Linked DNA regions of Homo sapiens: region 1 is linked to region 2. Evidence: chromatin contacts called from ENCODE Hi-C or POLR2A ChIA-PET data. All regions are on one chromosome and are shown on one strand. The core of a region is the stretch at or near the end of the contact, and the rest is flanking DNA. Distances in the headings are between cores, read along the strand shown.

What was found. A loop is a pair of places that touch in the nucleus more often than their neighbours do. ChIA-PET counts read pairs that join two places held with the same protein, here RNA polymerase II (POLR2A). Pooled maps may share reads with other maps.
Region 1: POLR2A ChIA-PET joins it to region 2 with 12 read pairs in B cell. The contact joins two enhancer-like sites. A Hi-C loop is called at or near these places in 3 of 50 pooled maps. POLR2A ChIA-PET finds 5 or more read pairs at or near these places in 4 of 52 experiments (B cell, activated CD8-positive, alpha-beta memory T cell, activated T-cell and 1 more).

What each region holds. Positions count from the first base shown.
Region 1 is chr7:76,336,320-76,341,947 of GRCh38, reverse strand. The region is part of intron 1 of YWHAG (tyrosine 3-monooxygenase/tryptophan 5-monooxygenase activation protein gamma); the gene reads left to right. Among named protein-coding and RNA genes, the nearest start is that of YWHAG, 20 kb to the left of the region's middle. Within about 2 kb of position 3,402, at least 3 of the 41 ENCODE cell types and tissues checked have a DNase peak (open chromatin) inside an H3K27ac peak, as active enhancers do.
Region 2 is chr7:76,165,544-76,170,520 of GRCh38, reverse strand. No RefSeq gene overlaps it. Among named protein-coding and RNA genes, the nearest start is that of SRRM3, 34 kb to the left of the region's middle. Within about 2 kb of position 3,165, at least 2 of the 41 ENCODE cell types and tissues checked have a DNase peak (open chromatin) inside an H3K27ac peak, as active enhancers do.

The DNA of each region.
Region 1 (5,628 bases), core at 2,153-4,652, 170 kb before region 2:
AGAGTGCTATATAAACTGTCGTATAGTGCAGCAATTTTTCAGTAGCTTTGTTGAGATATAGTTTACATACCATGCGATTCACCCATTTAAAGTGTGCAATTTAATGGTTTTCAGTATGTTCAGACTTGCATAACCATCACCACATTCTAGAACATGCCATCAACCCAAAAAGAAACCCCATATTGGCAGTCATTCCCCATCACCTCCCCTCCCAACCCAGCCCTAAGTAACCACTAATCTGCTTTCTATTTCTATGGATTTGCCTATTCTGGACATATTATGTAACTGGAATCAAACAATATGCGGTCTTTTGGACTGGCTGCTTCCATTTAGCAAAATGTTTTCGAGATCATCGGTGTAGCATGTTATCAGTGCATCATTTGTCTGTCTAAATAATATTCCATTACATAGATCACACTACGTTTTGTTCAGCCGTTCCTCATTTGATGTACATTTGCATTGTTTCCACCTTTTGGCTCTTAGGACTAACGTTGCTGTGAACATTACAAGATTTCTCTTTTTTTTTTTTTTTTTTTTTTTTTTGAGGCAAGAGTCTTGTCCTGTCACCCAGGCTGGAGTGCAGTGGCGCCACCTCAGCTCACTACAGCCTCCGCCTCCTGGGTTCAAGTGATTCTCGTGTCTCAGCCTCCTGAGTAGCTGGGATTACAGGTGCGAGCCACCATGCCCGGCTCATTTTTGTATTTTTAGTTATTTTTAGTTAGAGATGGGGTTTCACCATGTTGCCCAGGCTGGTCTCAAACTCCTGACCTCAAGTGATCTGCCAGCTTCAGCCTCCTAAAGTGCTGGGATTACAGGCATGAGCCAACCCTCCCAGCCCCTGTACAAGATTCTGTATGGGCCAGGTGCGGTGGCTTCCCCTGCACTTTAGGGGGCTGGGGAGGGGCGGGAGGATCACTTTGGTGGCACATGCCTGTAGTCCCAGCTACTTGGGAGGCTAGGCTCAGGCAGAAGGATTGCTTGAGCCCGAGGCTGCAGTGGGCCCTGATCATACTACTGCACTCCAGCCTGGGTGACAGAGTGAGATCCTGTCTCAAAAAAAAGAATTTTGTATGGACTTATGTTTTTATTTCTCTTGTGTATATCTGGGAGTGGAATTGCTGAGTCATAATGCTGCTAACAAAACATTTTGAGAAACTGCTACAATTCTTAACCTAGAGAAATAGATATGCATGGTTCCCATCTGAACTGGCAAGGGGTAGGGCTGCTTGAGGAGAGATTATTATAAAAAGCCTCCCTCCTTGGTTAAGAACTACTGGTATAGTGGAAAGCATGTGGGATTTGGAGCCAGTGTATTTGAGTTCTGTTCTTCAGCGCTGAGCCTTAATTTTCTTTAAATTAGGAATAATGATACTTAATCATAAATGATTGTCCGGAGGGCGAGGAGTTAGAATTTTGTTGAAAAATCCATTTCTGATCACAAAAGTTTATTAGAAAAATATGGACTAAATGGATACTTTCTTAACATGATAGAGAAAAATACAATTAAACCAAGAGCTGACATTTAAGAATGAAACCACTGGAAATAGTTCCATTGAATTCAAAACAAAACAAAAAAATGCTCATAAGCATTATTGGCATTGGCCTTGTCCAGGTAGTATATGATTCAAGTATAGGAAATTGTAACTATGGGAAAGGACAGGTGATATTTGGAAACCATAGGTTATATTTGTAGAGAATAAACTGGAAAAATACTAGAATTGATTGTTAGTGAAACGGGGCTGATCCATACAGTTGCCCCTTGCACAATGTGTGAGTTAGGGGCACAATCAAATCCCATGTGTAACCTTTTTGTTTGTTTTTTGTTTGTGTGTGTATGTGTGTGTTTTGTTTTGTTTTCTGAGATGGAGTCTCGCTGTGTCGCCCAGGCAGGAGTGCAATGGCATGATCTTGGCTCACTGCAATGTCCGCCTCCCAGGTTCAAGCAATTCTCCTGTCTCAGCCTCCCGAGTAGCTGGGATTACAGGTGTGTGCCACCACACCTGGCTAATTTTTTGTATTTTAGTAGAGACGGGGTTTCACCGTGTTGGCCAGCCTGGTCTCGAACTCCTGAGCTCAGGCAATTCACCCGCCTTGGCCTTCCAGAGTGCTGGGATTACAGGTGTGAGCCGCCGCACTTGGCAGAAAATATTATTAAGAAAAGCATAAGAGAAACTGTATTTACTCTTCATTAAGTGGAAGTGGGTCATTGTAAAAGTCTTCATCCTTACGGTCTTCGTGTTGAATAGGCTGAGCAGGAGGATAAAGAGGATTGGGCTTGCTGTCTCAGGAGTGGCAGAGGTGGAGGAAAATTCACATTTAAGTGGATTTGTGCAGTTCAAACCTGTGTTGTCCAAGGGTCAACAGTATAGAATGTATTCTGTATGTTATTACTAACCGTATAAAGGTATCCTTTGTTCTTCATTGTATCTTTATCATTTTTATACATTATTATTACTATTATTTTTATATGTATTTTTTGAGATGTAATCTTGCTCTGTTGCCCAGGCTAGAGGGCAGTGGTGTGATCTTGGCTCACTGCAACCTCTGCCTCCCGGGTTCAAGCAGTTCTCCTGTCTCCGCCTCCCGAGTAGCTGGGATTACAGGTGTGCGTCACCATGCCCAGCTAATTTTTGTATTTTTAGTAGAGATGGGGTTTCACCATATTGGCCAGTCTAGTCTTGAACTCCTGACCTCAGGTGATCCGCCCACCTTGGCCTCCCAAAGTGCTGGGATTACAGGCGTGAGCCACCGCGCCCAGCCTATTACCATTATTTTTATACAACTAAGTTAAAACACACAGAAAGCAAAGAAGTGTGGTTTGAGTTTGTTGTATACATCCATAAACTGTTTATATAAAATTACTGGCTTTGGGCTTTTCTGAAAACTTGGCTTTCAAGATTGGCTTTAAGCTTCAATTGTAGGTATGAATAACAGGGTAAATTGTGGAGAGGGTTTGTTGGAATAAGTACTACTAGTCATCGGTACAAAATTCAACCTAATCAACCTTGACTGCTTCCCAGCCAGTCTGGTTTTGAGACCCTTCTAGAAATGTCGTGTGAATGCACAGGTGATTTTTAGTGCCAACTAGAATTCTGTCATATGCACATGACCAGTGGATACGTGCCTGTTACCCACACCGTCACCTTCACAATGAAGCCTTGGCATTGTGATCAGAGAACAATTCACAGAATGAATGAGGTTGAGCATTTTTCCTATTGTTTTCCTTTTCTCCGTTCCTTTTTTCCATTTTTCTGTTACTGAGATTTTCTGTTTCTAAGATTGATCTTAGAAATTCTCTGGAGGTTTTCATGTATTAGAGAAATTAGCTGGTTCTCTGTGGTGTTGCAGAAGTTACATCATCAGAGACTCTTAGCATAGAAAAAGAGCACAAGATTTGCAGCCTGAGGGCTGGAGTTTTTTCTGCTCTGTGGAGTGTTAATGAGGTGACTCTGGGGAAAAGTCATGTTATTTCTCTGAGTCACACCTGTAAAGCGAGTGTAATACCCACCTTGTGGAGTGGGACTTGGCGCTGTCAGCCAAACCCAGGCCCTCACCCAGCTCTCCTCTCATCTGTGAGACCTTGGCTTGGCCTTGGGTAGAAATTTCACGACTCTGAGGCTGTTCCTCTTCCTCGAATGAATGTTTCCCTCTGCACAATTTTTAGCCAGGGTGATCGCTGCTGGAAAAACCCAACTAAAGTTGTTAGTTCCTAATTAAAATTTTCTCCAAGTTTCCATGCAGTTTGCTATGTTAAGAATACCTCTGTGACTGATACTCCAATGTGAATAAGTTGTATTTTCTCCGTGTAGACTGAGTACCTTGAGTACATCCCACTAGTGTTTTGTGTCTTCACGTTGTGATACAATGTGATGTATATACTAGATGGTCCATGGATGCTTGATGAATTAATTATTTGATAAGTAGTGGCCATTAATCATCTTTTCCCTGGTCACCGGACTTATAAAACATGTATCAAGTTTTCTGGAATGAATGTGTGTTGAGAGTCCCCAAGACTGCCTCCAGGCTTGGTGATGTACTGGGACTCAGCAAATACTTGTACTCATGGCTGCAGTTTTTTACTGGGAAGTATGCAAAGCTCAATCAGCAAATGGGGTCGGGCACAGTGGCTCATGCCGGTAATCCCAGCACTTTGGGAGGCTGAGGCGGGCGGATCACTTGAGCTCAGGAGTTCAAGACCAGCCTGGCCAAACATGGTGAAACCCCGTCTCTACTAAAAATAGAAAGTTTAGCTGGGTGTGGTGGTGGGCGCCTGTAGACCCAGCTACTCGGGAGGCTGAGGCAGGAGAATCACTTGAACCTAGGAGGCAGAGGCCACAGTGAGCCGAGATCACACCACTGCACTCCAGCCTGGGTGGCAGAGGGAGACTACATCTCAAAAAAAAAAAAAAAAATTAGCAAAGGGAAGAGGCGCAGGAGATGAAAATCAGAGGAAGCCAGGCGCAAGCTTTCAAGAGTCCTCTCCCAGGGAAATCACACGGGATACGCATCATTATTCCAAGCTGTGACAATATGTGAGAAATGCTGTCTACCAGGGGTCTTGTTAGAGAGCAGCTGGGGGCTGGTCACTTAAGTACCCTCTGCCTGCCTAGCACATGTCCAAATCCAGATTCCCAGAAGGAAAACAGGTTTAATATAAACCAGATCGTTTGTACCAACAGATTGGCAACAGTGAGCCATCTTTATCAGGGAATGGTGGGAACCCTCCCTAAATCCAAGTTCTCAGATGCCAGCCAGAGACCAGCCTTGTAAGCAGGCCTTTCGAAAGACAGCAGACTGAAGCCTATTATGTTAACTCTTCTGCACAGAAGGGAGTTCATGTTTGAGGCGTGTTATTTCAGATACATAAGGTTATTTTCAGTGTTTAGTTGATTACTTAGTAAACATAGGTTGTCTTTCGAACGAGTTGTGATGAAGGAGAACCGTGTCCCATCCGTTTGCAGTGGTTTATCCACTGTCTGCATGGTGTATCCTTAACATGGACAGCAGCGCACATCCTGCACTTGGTCATCTCATTCTTTCTGTTTCTATTTAGCACTCACTGCATTTCTCTTTTTCATGGCCCTTGGCCCTTTCAGGTGACAATATTCTCAAATTCTAGGAGGACAGAAAATGTAAGATGGAGCCAAGTCTCATACCTAGCACTTGCTAGGTTGAAAAAAAAAAAAAAAAAAGACCGGGCACCGTGGCTCACGCCTGTAATCCCAGCACTTTGGGAGGCCGAGGCGGGTGGATCACCTGAGGTCAGGAGTTCGAGACCAGCCTGGCCAACGTGGTGAAACCCTGTCTCTACTAAAAATACAAAAATTTAGCCAGGCGTGGTGGTGGGTGCCTGTAATCCCAGCTACTTTGGAGGCTGAGGCACGAGAATCACTTGAACCCGGAAGTAGAGGGTGCAGTGAGCCTAGATCGTGCCATCACACTCCAGCCTGGGTGACAGAGTGAAACTCTGTCTCAGAAAAAAAAAAAAAAAAAAAAGCCAGACTTTCTTAGAGCAGTTTTGGATTCACAGTAAAATTTAATGGAGTTCCCATATACCCCCTGCCCCACACAAGCACAGCCTTCTTCCCTCAGCAGCCCCCACCAGAGGGGTACACTTAAACTGCAATT
Region 2 (4,977 bases), core at 1,916-4,415:
AATGTTATCCATTGATTCATGGAATTACAAGTGACTTTTTTTTTTGCTTGTCCCTATTTTCCAATTTTTCTACAGTGACCGTACTTGCAATAATTAAACATAGTATGGTCATTTAAAATATGTGCCCAAATTCTCTGATACCCTCTTCAACGGCAGAGCCCAGTCCCTATCCCCTTGAATGTGAGCTGGGTTACGTGATTCCCTTCTGACAGATAGGAAAAAGCAAAAGTGATGGCTTGCAACTTTGCAAACTACATCATAAAAGGTACTGTGGCTTCCTCCTTGCTCACTCTTTGATTACTCACTTGGGAAAGCCAGCTGTCACACCATGACACCTAAGCAGCCTGTAGAGAGGCTCATGTAACAGGAACTGAGGCCTCCTGTCAGCAGTCACATGAGGGAGCCATCTTGGAAACAGGCTTTAGGTGACTGCAGTCTCAGTGGACAGCTTGAGTGCAATGTCATGAGACACCCTGAGCCCAAATGACCCAGCTATGCCACTCCTGAATTCCTGACCCACAGAAATGGAGATCCTAAGTAAGTATTTTATTTATTTATTTATTTATTTATTTATTTATTTATTTTTGAGACAGAGTCTCACTCTGTCACCCAGGCTGGAGTGCGGTGTTGTGATCTTGGCTCACTGTAACCTCTTCCTCCCGGGCTCAAGTGATTCTCCCCCATCAGCCTCCTGAGTAGCTGGGACCACAGGTGTGCACCACCACGCCTGGCTAATGTTTGCATTTTCTGTAGGGATGGAGTCTTACTATGTTGCCCAGGCTGATCTTAAACTGCTGGACTCAAGCCATCTGCCCACCTCGGCCTCCCAAAGTATTGGGATTACAGGCATGAGCCACTGTGCCTGGCCCTAAGTATTTATTTTAAGCCACTAGGTCTGGAGTAATTTGTTACATAGCAGCAGATAAATAATACACATATTTTCTATAGCGATCACATTTATAATTTAAATTGAATTAAAAAGGCTGGGAGCAGTGACTCATGCCTGTAATCCTAGCACTTCAGGAGGCTGAGGCTGGAAGATCGCTTGAAGCCCAGGAGTTTGAGACCAGCCTGGGCAATATGGCAAAACACCTTCTCTACAAAATACAAAAAAAAAAATTAGCTGGGTGTGGGCTGGACGCGGTGGCTCATGCCTGTAATCCCAGGACTTTGGGAGGCTGAGGCGGGCAGATCATGAGGTCAGGAGATCAAGACCATCCTGGCTAATACGGTGAAACCCTGTCTCTATTAAAAATACAAAAAATTTAGCCAGACGTGGTGACAGGCACCTGTAGTCCCAGCTACTCAGGAGGTGGAGGCAGGAGAATGGCATGAACCCAGGAGGCAGAGCTTGCAGTGAGCCGAGGTCACGCCACTGCACTCTAGCCTGGGCAACAGAGTGAGACTCTATCTCAAAAAACAAACAAACAAACAAAAATTAGCCAGGTGTGCTGGCGTGTACCTGTAGTCCCAGATACTTGGAGACTATGGTGGGAGAATCACCTGAGTCAAGGAAGTCGAGGCTGCAGTGAGCTGTGACTGTGCCACTGTACTCCAGCCTGCATGACAGAGTGAGATTTTGCCTCAAAAAAAAATTTTTTTTTGGCTGGGCGCAGTGGCTCATGCATTTTGGGAGGCCGAGGCAGGTGGATCATGAGGTCAAGAGATCAAGACCATCCTGGCCAACATGGCGAAACCCTGTCTCTACTAAAAATACAAAAATTAGCTGGGCATGGTGGCATGTGCCTGTAGTCCCAGCTACTCGAGAGGCTGAGGCAGGAGAATCACTTGAACCCAGGAGGCGGAGGTGGCAGTGAGCCGAGATCATGCCACTGCACTCCAGCTCAAAAAATATATATATTTTTTTAATTAACAAGTTCTAGTATCTAAAATGAGCAAAATCGTCACGTGTGGTGGATCACACCTGTAATCCCAGCAATTTGGGATGCCAAGGCATGTGGATCATCTGAGGTCAGGAGTTCAAGACCAGGCTGCAGTGAGCCAAGATTGCACCACTGCACTCCAGCTGGGGAGACAGAGTGAGACTCCATCTCAAAAAAAAAAAAAAAAAAAAAAAAAGTAAATATGCATTTGAAAAGAACAGCATCAGCCAGGTACAGTGGCTCACGCCTGTAATCCCAGCACTTTGGGAGGCCGAGGGTAGAGGATAGCTGAGCCCAGGAGTTTGAGACCACCCTGGGCAACATGGTGAAACCCTGTCTCTACAAAAAATACAAAAATTAGCCAACTGTGGTAGTAAACACCTGCAGTCTCAGCTACTTGGGAGGCTGGGGAAAGGATTGCTTGAGTCTGGGAGGTCGAGGCTGCAGTGAGCCATGATTGCGCCACCTCACTCCAGCCTGGGCAACAGAGCAAGACCCTCTCTCAAAAAAGAAAAAAAAACATGCAAAAAGAAAACAAAACAGAACAGCGTCATTTCCTTATCATTAGTTTGAAGGAAGGGAATCACTGGCAAAAGTTTCCATTTTCTTTTTTTTGAGATGGAGTCTCACTCTGTCGCCCAGGCTGGAGTGCAATGGCGCGATCTCGGCTCACTGCAAGCTCTGCCTCCCGGGTTCACACCATTCTCCTGCCTCAGCCTCCTGAGTAGCTGGGACTACAGGCGCCCACCACGACGCCCAGCTAATTTTTTGTATTTTTGTAGAGACCGAATTTCACCATGTTGCTCAAGCTAGTCTGGAACGCCTGAGCTCAAGGGATCTGCCCACCTCGGCCTCCCAAAGTGCTAGGATTAAGGGCGTGAGTTACCAGGCCGGCCCAATTACTTTCTTCAGTCTGAGCATGAGCACTGGAAGAAAAGCTCTCACTCACATGTAATTTTTTTTAGAGACATGGTCTCCCTCTGTCACCCAGGCTGAAGTGCAGTGGCGTAATCTCAGCTCACGGTAACCTCAACCTCCCGGGCTCCAAATATATATATATATATATATATATATATATATATATTTTTTTTTTTTTAGTTGGAGTCTCGGTCTGTCGCCCAGGCTGGAGTGCAGTGGCGCGATCTCGGCTCACTGCAGCCGCCGCCCCCCGGGTTCAAGCAATTCTCTGCCTCTGCCTCAGCCTCCCGAATAGCTGGTATTACATGTGCCCGCCACCACGCCCGGCTAATTTTTTATTTTTAGTATAGACGGCATTCACCATGCTGGCCAGGATGGTCTTGAATTTCCGACCTCGTGATCCACCTGTCTCGGCCTCCCAAAGTGCTGGGATTAAAGGCGTGAGCCACCGTGCCCGGCCCGATCGCTTATATTTTTAAAGAGATGTTTTCTTGGTTTCCTAGCCCCTCGTACCCCCTACAAAGTTCCAAAGGCTTTGATGTTGTTGCAAAGGCCATGAGAGGTCAAGCCGAGGGGTGCAGCTCCCTAATGCGGTGTAGCCTCAGACGGGGCCGATCCTGCCCAGAATGAGCGGCGCCGGGCGGTGGGGGACGCTGCCGGTGTCCCCGGGACCTGGCTGGGGGAGGAGTTGGGGGGGCGCACCTACACAGGCTCAGGTGACGCGAGTGTGCGGCAAGGGCTGTAGCCGGAGCTAGCGGGCTTGTGGTGGCCACTGAGGAGCTTCTGCCCGACAGTGCCCTCCGGGCCACAGCCGCTTGGTGCGCAGCGCCTACTCGCTCAGCGTCAGGCCCTTGCTGCGCCCTACGCCGCAGGCTGGGAAGTCGCGCAGGTAGCAGTAGTACAGGCAGTGGTAAAGCTCGTCCTTGTAGCTTATTGGTGTCGGCGGCCGAGTCGGAGCCTGCGGACACTAACCCGCCGCCTACTGACACTGACCGGCAGTCTGTGGCCACGCGTCTGCGCATGCGCTCTCCTGGAATACCCAGCCGCCGCGCCTCGAGTTCCGATTGGTTCTACAGAAGGGGCGCGCCTCCGCTGACGTCACAGGCGCGGGCCTTCCGGCGACGTAATAGCGCCGGCCTTCGGCGATGTCACAGTGACGCTACAGTGCCTGGAGCTGGGCTGTTTTCTCCTCGGTTTGGAGCCTGGTGACCGTGACTTCCCCGCCATGTTCTGTGTGTTGCTGGCTGGAGAAGGGTAGTTGACAAACTCCGACCCAGCACAGTGTTTCTGTGGGTCAAAACTAGAAAACTATGTCCGGGCTCCGCCGAGGCGGAAGGATCCCTTCAGGCCAGGAGTTAAAGAGCGGCCTGGGCAACATGGCGCGACTCCATCTCTGTAGTCCCTCCTCAGCTTCCCAGATACTTGAACCCCAAGGTTCAAGGCTGCAATGAGCTATGATCCCATCACAGCACTCTATCCTGCGAGACTGAAGTAAACCTTGTCTAAAAAAATAAACTATCCAAGTGTGCAACAGGGAGGGACCGCTTAAAGAAAACATGGTAATTGTATGTTCAAATACTTTTAACAAGTGCAAAATGTATAGGCTTAAATAAATAGGGCTGGCCGGGCGCGTTGGCTCACGCCTGTAATTCCAACATTTTGTGTGCCCGAGGCATTCCGATCACTTGAAGTCAGGAACTCGAGACCAGCCTGGCCAATATGGTGAAACCCCATCTCTACTAAAAATATAAAAATTAGGCCAGGCACCTTGCATCGTTTCAGGAGGCTCGCACCTCCCTAAGGGCCCGTTAATTGAACCCCTCGGACCTGAGGGTGAGAAACCTTGGCTTAGTTCTTCCCAGGGTGATCAGCCCAGGGGTAAGAGAGGAGAGGCCAGAAAGCAGGACCCATGAGAAGGGCCCCCTCCTGGAGTTTGAGGCCCATTCCTTCCTGCCCCTGCGTCTCCTCGGTCCAGGACTCCTCCCTGCTCTGCCCCACTCCTGGGGCCATGGCCACGGGGGGCTGCTTTTGGGTACAGGCCCCAGCGGCAACCCTGGGCCCAAAGTGGGCAGGCTCACCTGGAGGGGATCAGAGTAAAATGGCAAGAAGCGAGGGGAAAAGCCGCCCTGGAAGCGCGCCTCTCTGCCCCCTGACGTCAGTGGGTGCACTCTTCCCT